2 separate regions of the Homo sapiens genome follow, and region 1 is linked to region 2. The links are chromatin loops, found by intact Hi-C in ENCODE. Cell type or tissue: heart right ventricle. All regions are shown on one strand.

Region 1 (8,000 bases), 53 kb after region 2:
TGAGCCACTGTGCCCGGCGATACAGCTGATTTTAAAAAGAGAGGATATTACATCTCTCAGATGATGGGGAAAATGAAAGGGAAGAAATAATCAAATAGGAAAACCGAAGAAAATCACTGGTCTCTGTCTCTGTTTCTACAGAATGAATGAGCTTTCTGAATCTTCAAAACACCAAGATAGGATCCCAAAGTACTTACAAAGCAATGGAAATTAGATTTACAATAGATTTTTTTAGCAATAACACTGGATGCAAAGTCTATGGAACAATGCCTTCAGGGACTTAAGGGGATTTGACTTTGAACCCAGGATTCAAAGTACCTAGTCAATTAAGGTACACCACAGTCAAATTTAAGAATGGAATAAAAAATTAGGCCTCTGTACACACCAAGGCCTGTGAGGGCTGACCCTCTGGCCTTTTGATGTCAACTCCTTTCACCCTTCTGCTACCATCCCGTTGGGCTGTTCCTTTTAAACTCCAAGCTCTCCCACCTCAGGCCTTTGCACTTTCCCTCTGCCTGGATGTTCTTCTCCCAAATATATGCATGGTTTCATCCCTCACCTTTTCTGGTCTCTGCTTATCTGTTTGTTTGGCCTTTCCTTTTTCTTTTCTTTTTTTTTTTTTGAGACGGAGTCTCGCTCTATTGCCCAGACTGGAGTGCAGTGGCGCGATCTTGGCTCACTGAAAGCTTAGCCTGGCCTTTCTTAATTGCCCAGCATGAAATAGCAGCCTGCCAGTATTCTATATCTCCCTGCCCTTTTAATTTTTTTCCCATGGCATCCATCACCACTCAAGACACTACAGATACCTCTTCTCATTTGCTTAGTCTGTCTCTCTCCATAAGAAAGCAGATCCATGAATGCAGGGACTCAGTCTGCCTTATTCACTGCTGCCTGCCCCATTCACTGCTGCCTGCCCTATGCCTATAACATGCCTGGCCAGGGGAGGTGCCCCATCAGTAATTGCTCAATGATTGAATGAAGCTGTGAGCTAACTCTTAGATCCATACCTTCTCCCATCCCCCACCAACCTGTTACCTTCTTGATTTAATGAATGGTTCTGGCATCCATTTTTTGCAGCTGAACCTGGAGGTGCCACATGTTCATTATGCTTTTTCCTTCCACATCCAACCACCCATCAAATCTTATTGGTTCTGCCTCCAAAATACATCTTGAATCTGTCTCCTTTCCCCTCTCCATGGCCACCACACTGATCCAAGTCACCTTCATCTCTTCCTGGGACTGTTACAGAAGATACTCCCTGACTGTTTTTCTATTTTAGTTCATGACACCTCTGTGCCAACTCTGCCAAGAAGAAAACGCTAGCTCCTGTAAAGGTCTCTGTGGTCCACCTCCTGCCTCATTTCACACCACCCTCTCCTTTTGCCTTCTATGTGCCAGCCACAGTGGCTCCAAACAGATCAAGCACTCCTTGCTTTTACTCTCACTTCTACTAGGAAACACTTTCTCCAGGTCTCTGTATGGCTGTCTCACTCTTCTCCTTGGGTTTCATCCGCAGTGTCCTCTCACAAGGCCTTCCTGGTCACTCCTTCCCAGGCACTCTCATCTGAAGACCCTGCTTACTTCCTTCTTAGTCTGAATCTAGTCTGAAAATATTTTGTTGACCTAACTGCCTCCCTGTTTATGTGTGCATCCCTACCAGACCGAGCTCCACGAAGGCAGGGAAGTACCTTCCGTCTTTTGTCTTCACAACCAAGCCCAGAGCCCCTGCAGGCAGCCTCCCTCAGCACAGGCACGTGGCGGAGCACTCCGTGGCTCCTGATGTCCAGGGCCCAGCTCCTGCCAGGTTGTGGAGGGCCGTCGGCATGTCACCCTCTCACTGATGCTGGGACCTGAGGCTGGGTGCTGGAGAAGTCTAACGGGACACAATTTCAAAGCACTTTGGCTTATTTAAAAAATCTCCACCTTCATGTTTCAAGAAAGAATTCTTGCAGCAACAATGAAAGAAGCACCTACCACTACTGTTGACTCCCACTGGCTTCCAGTGGAGTAGTGAACCGGACCCAGTAAGTCCTTGCATATTTCTCGAAGTCGGTATTCAAACCCTAATTACAGAAAAACAAACAAACAACAACAACAAAAAACAAAACAGAAATAGGAACACATTACAAAAAGAAATAAAATCAAGAATATGTTGTTGTGTCTATCAAATCAGAATAAACACATGCGTATTTTATTGCCTACTATGGGCAAGACGCCCCTGCATGTCTCTCAGCGGGGGGCACTGAGACCCATAATCACAGATTTTCACTCACTTGCTCACTCCCCTGACATCTGTAGTGCCTCCTCTGTGTGTTGGGCCCAGAGGAAAAACGAGATATGGCCAGTTCTGTGATAAACTCCTTAAGGTGATGGGAAGATATGGGAAATTGTGGGCTGGTGAGATCTGTCTTTGAGAAGATGCGCTGGCAGCTGGTGTTGAGGGGAGGTCAGGAGGGTGGGACGGCCAGCCCGCAGGAGGTAAGAGATGGCAAAGGCATGACTGAAGAGGGGCAACTGAGTGGAGGGGGCATAGGTCCATTAACTCAAGGGTTATGGGCACCACCCAGTAGGGCTGCTAGAAAGGCTGGAGGTAGAGTGTCGGGGTTTGTCAGCACTTGGGGCAGCTAAAGCAATAGGGAATGGATTAAACTGTCCAAAGAAAAGGGTGGAGTAAGAGAGATGAAACTGGAATCTGAGGAATTTTGGAAGTGAATGGGGTCCACTTTTATACTAGATTCCTCCTTTTACAGCCAAGGAAACAAGGGACAGAATGGAGGGTGGGTAACTGGTGTATGGACACTAGAACAGGCAGGTGGAAGATGGAGAAAGAGAAGCAAGCAGCAGAAGTCATCCCAAGATGGGTGGCGGGGCGGAGAGGAGGTGGGGACTTGATGCAGGGCATCAGAGCAAGTCCCAGTCAACACCCAGGATGAAGCAAACCAGAGTGGAGTAAGAGGAGGGGCTCCCAGGGAAGACGTGACTAGAGCACCACAGGAGAGGTATGAGAGCCTGGGAAGGCTGAGTATTCAGAAAAGCTGGGGACCACACATAATGGCAACCACATAGACCTGGTGGGAAGAGTAAACATCAAATTCATCATCGTGGTCTGCAGGGAGGGAGGGGAGGCTTCAAGTTGATCAGTAATATTTGCTGTCGTTTACAAGTGTATGTACACACACACACACATACACTCGTATTTACACAGCCAGAGGCACATGTGACATGTTAGTTCTGGGAATTACATCCGTGAAGGTCTGATTATGATTTTCTCTGTCTTTTCTGTACTTAAATTTTTTTCTAAATTATAATCAAAATGGGGAGGGTGATGACAAAAATAAAGCAAAAAGCCCAGGAAGCTGCACAGAGAGAGCTCTGGGAGGGCCTGCCCCATGCCGCACCCTGAAGGCTGCACTCAAGTGGGAGGAAAAGTTGGTAAGGCTATTGGAGTCACTGTGAGGACAGTGCAGCCACCTCTTCCAGCACACCTGGCTTTCTGCAAGGGAGGCAGCAGAGTGAGAGCTCTGGCGGGAAGTGCCAGAAATGGAGGGCCTCAGTAAGTGCAGGACATCAGGCAAGCCTGTCCAGGGCAGGAAGGGCTGGGAGGAGGAAGAGAACCACTGCTACAAGATGCCCTCACTGATTAGCAGCACTGCCAAGTTGTGGTGCAGGGCAGGAGCCAGAACATAGAATCTGCTCCTTCAGACCATGTCTTTCCACCCAGGCATCTATTCCTCCGTCCTGCTGCCTGTCCTGCTGCTTCTCTGCGGGAACACCCTCAGGGTCACTCTATTCAGAGCCTCAGAGCCTATAAGGGGCTGGGTGCCTGCTGAGCTGCCTTGACTGCAGCTCAGGCTGGGAGGTAGAGGCTGCTGGGCCATCACATCTTTTCCCTGATTTCACAGGGACTAAGTGAGGCCTGGGAGGATGGAGGGGCAGAAGGAGAAGGCTGCTCAGGGCTGCCAGGAGCCTCACCTTCGTTTACGAGGTACCGTGCGTAGACGAGGAGCCAATGGCGGTACTCGTGGCTGGACTGCAGGGTGAGTGCTGCTGCCACCTGGTTCTCTAGGTAGGCCAGGGTGGTCTCTTGCTGCACCACATGAGGCACGGAGAAGAGCCGGGCAGCCTGCCTTCCCGAGCTGCAGAGACCAGGAGAGTTTCCATGATGGGGCAGCAGGCACTACACAGAGTCAGGAACTGCCCCCGTGTGCAACAGGCAAGGAGCTGGCAGGAGGCAGGCACCAGGGCTGCCAAGGCCTCCCGTCCACTAGCCAGTCTGTTGGCAGATGCCAGATCTGTTGTCTGCCCATCCCCACGCCCCAGCCATGTGCCTCCTGGCACCCTTGGGGTATCTCACCCAGCACCTGCCATCTGGGCCCCTGAAGTGACAGGGCCAGTGATTGCTGCCCCCAACCCCAAGATATTACCTGATGCAGGACCACTACCCTCAGCACCCCTAGTCCGTCCTGCCCAGCCTGCCTGTGCTGACCAGCACCTGGGGCACAGGGGAAGGGCAGGTGGAGACCAGGCCTGGGCAGGGACTGTGCGTGCACTGACCCAGGCACTTCCCCAGGGCAGGACTAAGGACAGTGGCCATGGCATTCAGGTCACGTACTTGGAGGTGCGGCCCTGGATTATGGCTAACGGTCCTGAGCACAGCATGGCGTCCTGGGATGGCAGGCTGCTCCTAAAGTCTGCACACTGAGCCAGTGAGTCCTGCTTGTCAGAAACCAGGTTCCTGGGGAGGCAAAGGCAGGAGCAGAGCTCAGGAAAACCAAGAGATCTGGTTGGCCTCTTTGCCAACCAGAGAAGGCTGGCAAAGAGGCCACAGAGAAGCAGCCCCTGCCGACACAGAAAGCCAGTAGAGGCTGAGCGCCCCTGCACTTCCGCACAGGCGCCTATCACTGACAGGTTTCATGGTAATGGGTCTGATAGATCACTGTTCCAAAGGAAAAATGAGTGAAGTGAAGGCTGTGGATAGGGCCCTTGCTGGGAACACTTCAGCTCCATATGTTGGTTCCTGATGACTGCAGGCCTCTGTGTGCAGTGTGCTCTGATGCTCAGCTCAAACACTGCCATGGTCTGCCCACAGGGCCACATGGCCTGGGCCCTGTAGCTAGCGAGCAATGCCAGGCCTCTACCTGCCTGTATTTCTACAACTATCCCAGACTGGCAGTCCTTCCACCTTCTCTGGACCCTTCTCATCCTTGTGAAGAAGACTCTTCACACACTTTTAGAACAGCTAGATGTCTTTGTAAATGTGTCCAAAATACAAAGATGCCTACAGAGAGTCAATATTTCTCTTCTTAAATAATCAGCTTATTTCCATTATTACAGCAATCATATATAATAGACAACATTTTGCAATTTGGGGGAGCAGGCAGTGGAGATTTTTTTTTTCCTTTGAGACAGGGTCTTACTCTGCTGCCCAGGCTGAAGTGCAGTAGTGTGATTACAGCTCACTGCAGCCTCGACCTCCTGGGCTCAAGGGATCTCCTGCTTCAGCTTCCCAAGGAGCTGGGACTACAGATGTGTGCCACTGCACCTGGCTTATTTAAAATTTTTTTTTTTTGGTAGAGACAGGGTCTCACTATGTTGCCCAAGCTGGTCTCAAACTCATGGGATCAAGCAATCCTCTCAGCCTCCCACAGCGCTGGGATTACAGGTGTGAGCCATCGCACCCAGCAGATTTTTTTTTTCCAAATTCAAGAAAGAAGTCTCAGTGTGAATGTAGACTTCTGCATGGCAGTTCTTAACAGAAAAGGGGCTAGGAGGTAGCAAGCTTTGGTTCTTAAGGACCAAAGGTATAGACAGAAGAAAAGAACTTGGAGTGGCTGGAACACAACGTACATAATTCACGTGTCTGGGTTAAGAGCTCTGATGTATAAATTATTTTGCAAGTACAAAAAAGGGCTCCAAATTCCTGAGTGGACAGAGGAAAAGTACAGACCATCATGCCTGGGTAAGTGGATAAGCATCCTTACTAATTCACTGAGGAAGTCTGAAGTGCTTACTAAGCTCACAGAAATTGACTAGTCCTGTTAAGGCTCCTGTAAAGCCCACTAACCTATGCTCATGGTGGCTAAGGGGGCCACAGCAAAAACCATAAAAATTTTGGGGCTTTTTCAAAAAGTGCCTCCTGAAAATAATGCAGGAGGACAGTGCTCCTGCACACAGGCTCTGAGGGCAGAGGCCATAGGCTGCAGTGTCCTGCTGGGACAGGGGAGCATGCACAGATAGTCAATGCAGCCTGCACTCCAGGGCCTGACTCTCAGGAAAAGCAGGGCTAGGCAGCCCTGTAGGCCACGACCCTTTGCTCTGCTGTCTAGAGCAGACAGACACTCTTCCAGGGAATAGGACTGGGGGTCAGCTTGCTTACCATGTGGAAAGTGACGGATTAAAGCAGTACGCCTTCCCATCGGACAGGTTCATTACTGGGATTCCATGCTGCGTCAGCAAGATCTGTGATACCGTCATATCACTTCCTGAGGACAGCATGGGAATGAGTTCTGGGTGTGCTCTGATCAGCAAGTGTTTTCAAACATATCAAAGGAGAAATCTGTACTCTAGGCTCCCACAGTCCCAGCAGCAAATGCATCAACACTGCCTTGGCAAATAGGGAGGGCAAGCCATTCTCCTTGCCACACACCAGGCTTTTGTCACCTCTTGGGGACCCATTCAAACATGCCCCCAAAAAGTGTGTGTCTCCTGCAGCGTAACCACACCTCCTGCCTCACTGAGAGCCCTGGGCTGAGGCCAGAGCCTGGCTCTCTGAGCGGGGCCCTTCTGCAGCATCAGACATGAACTTGGGCCCCCAAAAGAGTAGGGACAGCCTGTTGCCTGCATTACCTGCCAGGATGGAGTGTAGAGACTCTTCTTTCACCACAACCACCTGTCTGTGAACATCCCTAGGAGGGAGACAGGGAACAGTTTACTCACCAACCCAGGTAAACACATCAGAGTGTGCCTTGGCTGCTCAGACACCCTGGCCCTACTGCATGCGACCCTAACCCTGGCCTCTCCTAGTGAGAGGGGCTCTGGGCTACGAGTGGCTTCTGCTCTCCATGTGCCACTACACTCCCTCTGCATTAAGGCTGCAGCACAAAGCCCAGGCAACAGAGCCATGGGGAACCCTCAGCGCCCACACCACTTTGGGGGAAGCCAGGCCACAGCAGCCACATCAGGAACATGGCCACATTCTGCCAGCTAAGACTCCATTTCTGATGAATCTTGCATAGGACCCTGGCAGTGCAACTGGTCGCATGGGCTGCTCCAGTAAGGAAATAATCGAGCAGGCAAGCTGCCTCCATCCCCCTTGCACACTACCCCTCAGCCCTCAGCCTACCCAGGGCACCCAACACAAGCAATATCACTAACTGCTCAGGGCCTCTTCTGGGGCCTGATGGCCAGCCTTGTCCACTGCCTTCCCTGCCCCTGCAGTGAGGTGGGGCCTACACAGCCCTGTCCTGCCCTGGCTGAAGCCCACCCCACCCTGTGCCTGCCTCTCACCAGACAGAGAGTGTGGCTGCAGCGGTGAGCGCCATGACGTAGGAGCCTGTGCAATGCAAAGTAGAGATCGGGGATGGCAGGAGGATGGGAGAGAGGAGACGGCGACCACAGGTGGAGAACACTGACAGCATCCTTTTTTCACAGGCGACACACACCACGTCACTGAGAAGGCAGAGTGGGGGCAGGTGTCATGGGGGCTGAGTGCTGCAGCCAAGACAGTAGCCCTGGAAGTGTGGGCCTTCCCTCTGCCTGGGCCCAACAAGGGCCTCCCCTGAGCAGGTACAGCCAGAAGGGAAGGTGGATTGGGTCAGGGTAGGGCTGGTGGGGCTGTTGGAGCCTCCCTGAGATCTTGGATGAAAGAGGCTTCTGTCCTATTTCCACAGGCTGCCTGCGCTTTCCTGAGCTCATGCTGATGCTGACCAAGGGGTGTGGGGGCTTTGGAGAGCCAATGCCTCTGATGATCACCCAGGAAACATGCCTTGCTCATCAGATAA
Region 2 (8,000 bases):
TCTAACATACAGGTAACTGAAGTCCTAGAAGTATAGAGAAAGAGACAGAAGCAATATCTAAAGAGATAATGGCTTAGGGTTTGAAAATTAATGAAGGATATCAATCTTCAGTTTCCAGAAACATTACAGATTTTAATTGGAATGTGTAAATTAAGGCAAAATACACTTAGGCATATCATAATGAAATAGCTCAAAACTAGGGAAAAAAAACTTAAAAGAAGCCAGAGGGAAAACAATGGATTACTTTCTAGGGAGAGATAATTAAGCTTAACTACTGACTTCTCAAACAATGAAGCAGAATAATCGTATCTTCAAAGTGGTCAAATAAAATAATGAGGTTGAAACTGGAAAAGTTCCCTTGTCCCCCTTGCAGGGCATGCGATGGGGGTGTAGCGCGCTTCTTCAGTGCCCCACTGCTCAAACCTCGAGGGGAGCGTATGGACGGACAGGCTGTAGGGCTCCAACCCCACAACAGTGTCTAGGAGTGAATATTTACAGCTCCTGAAGCCCCAGTGGGCGTGTGTTACAGGGTGATCTTTTAGTTTTGCCGTCTATAGGCGACTTGTGTTAACCAGCTCAATTAGTGCCTCTACTTGTCGCATGGACAGAGGGCTTTCTGTATCCCGGGTTCTCGCCTTGGTGTACCAGAAGAATCAGATCACATCTGAGCTTGGAGAATGGGTGCAAGGTTTTATTGAGTGGAAGTAGCTCTTAGCAGAAGCTGAAAGGGAAGTCAGAAGGGGATGGAGTGGGAAGGATTTTCCCTGGAATTGCACTGCTCACCAGCCCTGGGCTCTCCTCCAACTGCCCCAGCCAAACTCCACGTTGTTCAGCTTCACCAGCATGCTGGTTCCTGTCAGTGCCTTCCTCTGGATGTCCAGCTACCTGTGTGTCGCTCCCCTCCCCTCAACGTCCAGCCACCTGTGTGTCTGCCAGCTAGGGTCTCTGGGGTTTTTATAGGCACAGGATGGGGGCACGGCAGGCCAGGGTGGTCTTGAGAAATACAACATTTGGGCAGAAAATGCCTGTCCTCACCTAGGTCCGTGGGGGGTGGAGCCCTAGCCAGGGGCCACGCCCTCCTCTACCCAGCGCTTCCCTTCCCCTTTTCCATAGCATTTAAAGGGACCACATCCTTCTCTACCCAGCACTTCCATGTCAACATTAGGCTGGGCGTGGTGACTAACGCCTATAATCCCAGCACTCTGGGAGGCCAAGGTGGGCAGATCACTTGAGGTCAGGAGTTCGAGACCAGCCTGGCCAACATGGCGAAACCCCATCTGTGCTAAAACCCCGTCTCTACTAAAAATACAAAAATTACCTGGGCATGGTGGCGCATGCCTGTAGCCCCAGCTACTCAGGAGGCTGAGGCAGGAGAATTGCTTGAACCCGGGAGGCGGAGGTTGCAGTGAGCTGAGATGGCACTACTTCACTCCAGCCTGGGCAACACAGAGTGAGACTCTGTCTCAAAAAAGAAAAGGGAAGGGAAAGGAAGGGAGAAAGGAAGGGAGGGAGGGAAGAAGGGAAAGGAAAGGAAGAAGAGAAGAAGGGAATGGAAGGGAAAATAAAGAAAATAATGACATTGGCAGACAAACAAGATCTGAGAAAATTTGTTACCAAAAGATCTAAACTAAAGGAAATACTAATGGGTTTTTATCAGGTCAAAATAAAATGTTCTCAAGTGGAAGCTCAGAGATATAGAATGGATAAAATTCAACAAAAAGTATATATTGGTAAATCTAAATGAAAGTTAACTGCATGACACAAAAATAATAAAGCCTTCTGGGATTAAAAATATGTCAGAATTTAGGCCGGGCGCGGTGGCTCAGGCCTGTAATCCCAGCACTTTGGGAGGCCGAGGCCGGTGGATCACGAGGTCAGGAGATCGAGACCATCCTGGCTAACATGGTGAAACCCCGTCTCTACTAAAAATACAAAAAATTAGCCGGGCGTGGTGGCAGGCGCCTGTAGTCCCAGCTACTCGGGAGGCTGAGGCAGGAGAATGGCGTGAACCCCAGAGGCAGAGCTTGCAGTGAGCCAAGATCGTGCCACTGCACTTTAGTCTGGGCAACAGAGTGAAACTCTGTCTCAAAAAAAAAAAAAAAGTCAGAATTTAAATATATAAAATCTATAGTAAGTCAGAACTGGGGTAATCCAGGCATCATCTGAGAAAGGGGTATAAAAAAGGTTAGATTTGTAGTTGATTGAATAATTGGTCCCAAGTCTTAAGGCCTTGTAAGAGTTCTATTCCTCTGCACTCTTGCCATGGCTTTGTAGTGGATTGAGGGTGCTTCTTCACCCCTTGGTTCCAGGTTTCACCCTGTGCCTTGCTTCAGCTCATTGGATGTTAGAAGTGTGATATGAGCAGAAATTTAACTGTCCCACATTGTTTGGATTGCACTCTTGCACTTCTGTTGTGTCCGTGAGTACAATTTGTCCCCCCTAGCCATTGCCTTTTGAGCTTGGAGCTCAGGATGGCATGTATAAAGTAGATCTCAGCCCAGTCTGCATCTTGGATGCAAGATTAGCTAAGATTGGCCAAACTCCAACTGAACCACTGACCTGTGAGTGAGAAAAAATAAGTAAATGAGATTATAAACTACAGAGATGTTGAGGTTGTTTGTTATGTGAAAATAAGAAATTCAAAATCAAAGTGGTTGGAACTTTAAATTATTTTGAACCTTAAAGAAATGTGGTTATGAGGCCCAAGTCATACAACAGGCAGCTGTAACCTAGGCAGCTGTAACCTTTGTTCCTCTAATTATGGATTAGCTTTTTCTTTACCTACATTGTTTTATAAAATGTTGTAAAAGACTAAAGGATGCCAGAGAAGACCCTTTCTCTCTTAACTGTTGATCTTCATTATAGATTAGCTTCCTTCTTTCTTCTCTTACACAATGACCTCACAACTATCACATTGTCTAAAATAAAATGTTAAATATTCTCTTATACTCCTTTAAATTGGGAAAGAAAACAAGCTATAACTAATAAAGTTGCAGTAACTCATAAACTACCCTTGTATGAAAAATGTAATTCTGTTAAATTTCTTTGTTTGCTGCCTATATAAGTAAGACCATAACCTTTCAGCTTGGGATCACTGACCCCATTCCTTTGGGGTCTGTATTTCCGGATATTCATCCTCAACTTTGTGCTTGCATAAACTCTTAAACTGGATTCTGATGCTTTAAATTATTTCAGGTTGACATACTAGTGACCCAGATGGGACCTGAAGTTAGCTTCTGCCACTGACTCCTGCTGTTTTGCTAACAGATAGGTGGTACCAGTACAGACTGTTGCTGGAGTTTATGGGAGCCCTAAGTGAGACCCCTCTTGCATTTTGAATCTCCCTGGCTTAGATGAGATTCGTATATTGTTCAAATGACCTGATTCCATACTCAATGGGGCTGGAATTAAAGTTCTACTTTAAATCTTTAAGGTAGGAGTTTCATTTCTTATCTCTCGAGAGATTCTGTTGTTTGCAGGTTTACGGTTTCATTCTTTTTTAAGGTTAAGGTTTTGTTTGCCTTACTTGCTAAAGTTTGCAACCTTTTCTCTCATGCAAAATCTGGTTAAAGGAAAAGCAGTTTCCCTTTAATAAGATATGAATTTCTGTGGCTTAAGCAAAATTGTGACCTTAAACTAGCCAGGTTTTGAAGCTCAGTTCAATTTGGCACATTTAAATTCTTTTTTTGAGTGACCAAAAATTTATAAAAGACCTTTATTGGCTGGGCACAGTGGCTCACTCCTGTAATCTTAGCACTTTGGGAGGCCGACGCTGGAGGATCACTTGAGACCAGGAGTTCGAGACCAGCATGGGCAACATAGTGAGACCCTGTCTCTGCAAAAAAATAAAATAAATAAAAATAAAAAAAAAATAATTAATTAAAAAAAAATCTTTATGAGAATGTGATAAGTCCTGAAGGCAACGTACACTGTTCATCCTGACCAAAAGGCACCTTAGGTGACTGAGGTCTTGTAGGAGTGCCAGAGATTATCACTTGTGATGAGAAATGGTCACACAGGGGATCCCCAAAGAAGAACATACAGGGAAATTTGCTTAAATTCAGTAAATATATATAAGGTACTGATGTCCCAGTGCCTTAAGCTCCCAGAATTTCTGGGTTTCACTGAGACACATAAGAGGAAAGAACTGATCCAAGGGTAACACACGGGGGAGCTATTCCCATAAATAATACATTTGATCCAAAACATCTTTCCCTTTCACTTAAGAGGAGAATACAAATTATAGGCGATCAGCTATCTAAAATAGAGTCCTCCTTGTGGAGAGGTCCATCTTTAGAGACTCCAGCTGGATACCTGTACAGTACTTACGGTTTTACTTCTTGTCATTATTTAGAAAAATTGTCTCTTGAAGAACTCACGAAGAACCAAAATTGCAATGGCCAAAGTAGGGTACTTTGAAATGCCTAAACTAAATTATTTGTGTGCTCAATTAGAAAAATCCGGTTCTGGCCGGGCACCGTGGCTCACGCCTGTAATCCCAGCACTTTGGGAGGCCGAGGCGGGCGGATCACCTGAGGTCAGGAGTTCGGGACCAGCATAACCAACATGCAGAAACCCCATCTCTACTAAAAATAAAAAAAAATTAGCCGGGTGCGGTGGCACATGCCTTTATTCCCAGCTACTCAGGAGGCTGAGGCAGGAGAATCGCTTGAACCCAGGAGGCGGAGCTTGCGGTGAGCTGAGATTAGGCGTCATTGCACTCCAGCCTGGGCAACAACAGCGAAACTCCGTCTCAAAAAAAAGAAAATAAAAAAGAAAAAGAAAAATCGGGTTCTAGGATAAAATAGAATAATTGGGAGATTTATTTTTAGAGGTATTTAGAAGCATCCAGAAGAGGTTCTGATAAAGTTACTTCACTGCAGGAGGAAAATAAAAGATTGCCTAAAGGCTGGGCACGGTGGCTCACGCCTGTAATCCCAGCACTTTGGGAGGCCGAGGCAGGCGGATCACAAGGTCAGGAGATCAAGACCATCCTGGCTAACACGGTGAAACCCCCATCTCTACTAAAAAAATACAAAAAAAAAAAAAAAAAAATTAGCTGGACGTGGTGGCAGGCGCCTGTAGTCCCAGCTACTCGGGAGGCTGAGGCAGGAGAATGGCGTGAACATCGGAGGAGGAGCTTGCAGTGAGCCGAGATCGCACCACTGCACTCCAGCCTGGGCGACAGAGCAAGACTCCATCTCAAAAAAAAAAACCAAACAAACAAAAGGTAGTCAACTGGCATAAAATATAACCATATATACAAAATCCAGAGTCAGTTATGTTATACTTTGAAAGATGTAAAAAGACTTTTAGACAATATTCAGGCTTATGTGAGGTGAGTGATGCTAATCATAAAAATGATACTTTCCTGGGCTGGGTGCCGTGGCTCACACCTGTAATGCCAGCACTTTGGGAGGCCGAGGTGGGTGGATCACCTGAGGTCAGGAGTTCGAGACCAGCCTGACCAATATGGTAAAACCTCGTCTCTACTAAAAATACAAAAATTAGCCAGGCGTGGTGGCATGCACCTGTAATCCCAGCTACTTGGGAGGCTGAGGCAGAAGAATCACTTGAACCCAGGAGGTGGAGGTTGCAGTGAGCCAAGTTGCGCCATTGCCTCCACCCTAGGCGACAGAGGGAGACTCTATCTCAAAAAAAGAAAAAGAAAAGATACTTTCCTCAACTCCAACTTTATGAATGTTCTAGATAAAGAATTCACTCTAATAGTAAAGAGACAGTGCCTTAGTTGGGCCACTTCTCAAACCCATGATTTGATTAATCTTGCTGACGGGTCGTTGTGTACTTTAAAGAAGAAAAAGATAAAGAGGCCATACCAAAGAATAAAGTGAGTAAAGTTATGAATTTGCAACTAAAACAAGTATCCACCAAGTGTAGACAGTCAAAATACCCCAATAAACCTTTGAACAGGTCTAATCCTTCAATCTGTAATAACTACAATAAAACTGGCCACTTTCCAAAAAAGATTACTGAAAACTAAAACAGAAGGAATGACAACAGATGAAGGAGGAAAATACGGAATAGAGGTGCTCCAAGAAATTTAAAGGGAGCTTTCCTTTTCTGCTTACTAATATTCTGGGAAAAATAGAATTTATTTATTTATTTATTTATTTGAGAGGAGTCTTCGCTCTGTCTCCCAGGGAGTGCAGTGGTGTAATCTCGGGCTACTGCAACCTCCACTTCCTGGGTTCAAGCAATTCTACTGACTCAGCCTCCTGAGTAGCTGGGATTACAAGCATGTGCCACCATGTCCAGCTAATTTTTGTATTTTTCGTAGAGGTGGGTTTTCACCATGTTGGTCAGGCTGATCTCAAACTCATGGCCTCATGATCGGTTTGCCTTAGCCTCTCAAAGTGCTGTGATTACAGGTGTGAGCCACCATGCCCGGCCTCAATAGAAATTATTTTAAGTAAAGAACAATACCAAGTCCTTGTTGATACTGAGCAACATTATCTGTAATAAATCTAACCTTATCACAAAGTCGGGGTAAACATTTCTGAGGGTAAACACTCGGTCTAAATGGTAGGTGTCACAAATACTTCCATATCAGCACACAAGTCTCACCCTGCAACTTCTCAACTAGGTATCTTACAAGGGAATCATGTTTTCCTTTTGGTTCCATCAGCCCCCATCCATCTGATAGGAAGAGACTTCTTAAAACTATATAATGCCTATATTTCTTTCTCCCAGAAGTGGGAAATATATTTAGAATTAGATGGTATGGATGACACAACAGAATTAACAGACACAAGCAAAAAATTTTTAAAAATTTAATCCAGTTACTATCCATCTCACCATTGAGGACACTGAATTATTAAGCAATGAAGAATTAGAAAACCTACTAAAGGTAGTACTTGATTGATTGTGGTCAAAGTCCTTCACTGATACAGAAACTATTGTTTCAGCTACTTCAATAACATCTCATAATATTCATCAAAACCCCTTCCAAATATCAGATACTATCCCACGATAACCTTAGGAGGGGTAAAACCTATGATTTCAGATTATATAAAAAGAGGACTGATCAGGCTGGGCACGGTGGCTCACACCTGTAATCCCAGCACTTTGGGAGGCTGAGGCAGGCAGTTAGTCTGAGGTCAGGAGTTTGAGACCAGCCTGGCCAATGTGGCAAAACCCCATCTCTACTAAAAATACAAAAAAAAAAAAAATTAGCCAGGTGTGGTGGCATACACCTGTAGTCCCAGCTACTTGGGAGGCTAAGGCAGGAGAATCACTTGAACCCGGGATGCAGAGATTGCAGTGAGCCAAGATTGCGCCACTGCACTCCAGCCTAGTGACAGAGTGAGACTCCACCTAAAAAAAAAAGAAAAAAGAAAGAAAAAGAAAGAAAGAAAAAAAAGGACTGATCATTCTCTATACAAGCCCTCATAATACACCAATTCCCCGTTAAGAAAACCAAATGGTAGAGGATGGAGACTTGTACAGAATTTGATAGCAATAAACGACATAATTCCACAGCATCCGGTAGTGCCTAATCCTCACACATTGCTCATATCTATTCCATTGAATGCAGAATTTATTATTTTGTGTGTGCGTGTATCGGAGTCTCGCTTTGTTGCCAGGCTGGAGTGCAGTGGTGTGATCTCGGCTCACTGCAACCTCTGCTTCTTGGGTTCAAGTGATTCTCCTGCCTCAGCCTCCTGAGTAGCTGGGACTACAGACATGCGCCATCATGCCCAGCTAATTTTTGTATTTTTAGTAGGGATGGTTTCAGCATGTTGGCCAGGATGGTCTTGATCTCTTGACCTCGTGATCTGCCTGCCTTGGCCTCCTAAATTGCTGGGATTACAGGTGTGAGCCACCATGAATGCAGAACTTTTTACAGTCATAGATTTATGCAGTGCATTCTTTAGCATTCCTATAGATAAAACTGGCCAATTTCTCTTTGCCTTTACTTGGGAAGACAGACAATATACTTGGACATTCATGCTCCAGGATACACTGAAAGCCTCACTTAC

What was found. Peaks named below come from ENCODE experiments on the same cell type or tissue, not always from the same donor. Only the 100,000 strongest peaks of a DNase experiment are listed, where the experiment ranks them.
Region 1: a loop joins it to region 2, with 3 times the contacts of the local background. A loop is called at or near these places in 6 of 110 quality-filtered maps.

Annotation. Positions count from the first base shown.
Region 1 is chr22:19,349,384-19,357,383 of GRCh38, forward strand. HIRA (histone cell cycle regulator) reads right to left here. Exons shown (of 25, transcript NM_003325.4): 19 at 7,507-7,668; 20 at 6,847-6,905; 21 at 6,377-6,482; 22 at 4,613-4,735; 23 at 3,973-4,136; 24 at 1,975-2,063. LOC105372859 (a long non-coding RNA gene) reads left to right here. Exons shown (of 6, transcript XR_938002.3): 6 at 1,661-2,169. Among named protein-coding and RNA genes, the nearest start is that of CLTCL1, 62 kb to the left of the region's middle. In heart right ventricle, no CTCF peak of the experiment used is centred here; DNase peaks (open chromatin) are centred at 4,268 and 7,588.
Region 2 is chr22:19,296,018-19,304,017 of GRCh38, forward strand. All of the region lies in intron 1 of LOC105372859 (a long non-coding RNA gene), which reads left to right. Among named protein-coding and RNA genes, the nearest start is that of CLTCL1, 8.3 kb to the left of the region's middle. RefSeq lists enhancers at 539-1,040, 1,041-1,540. In heart right ventricle, a CTCF peak has its summit at 4,137; no DNase peak of the experiment used is centred here.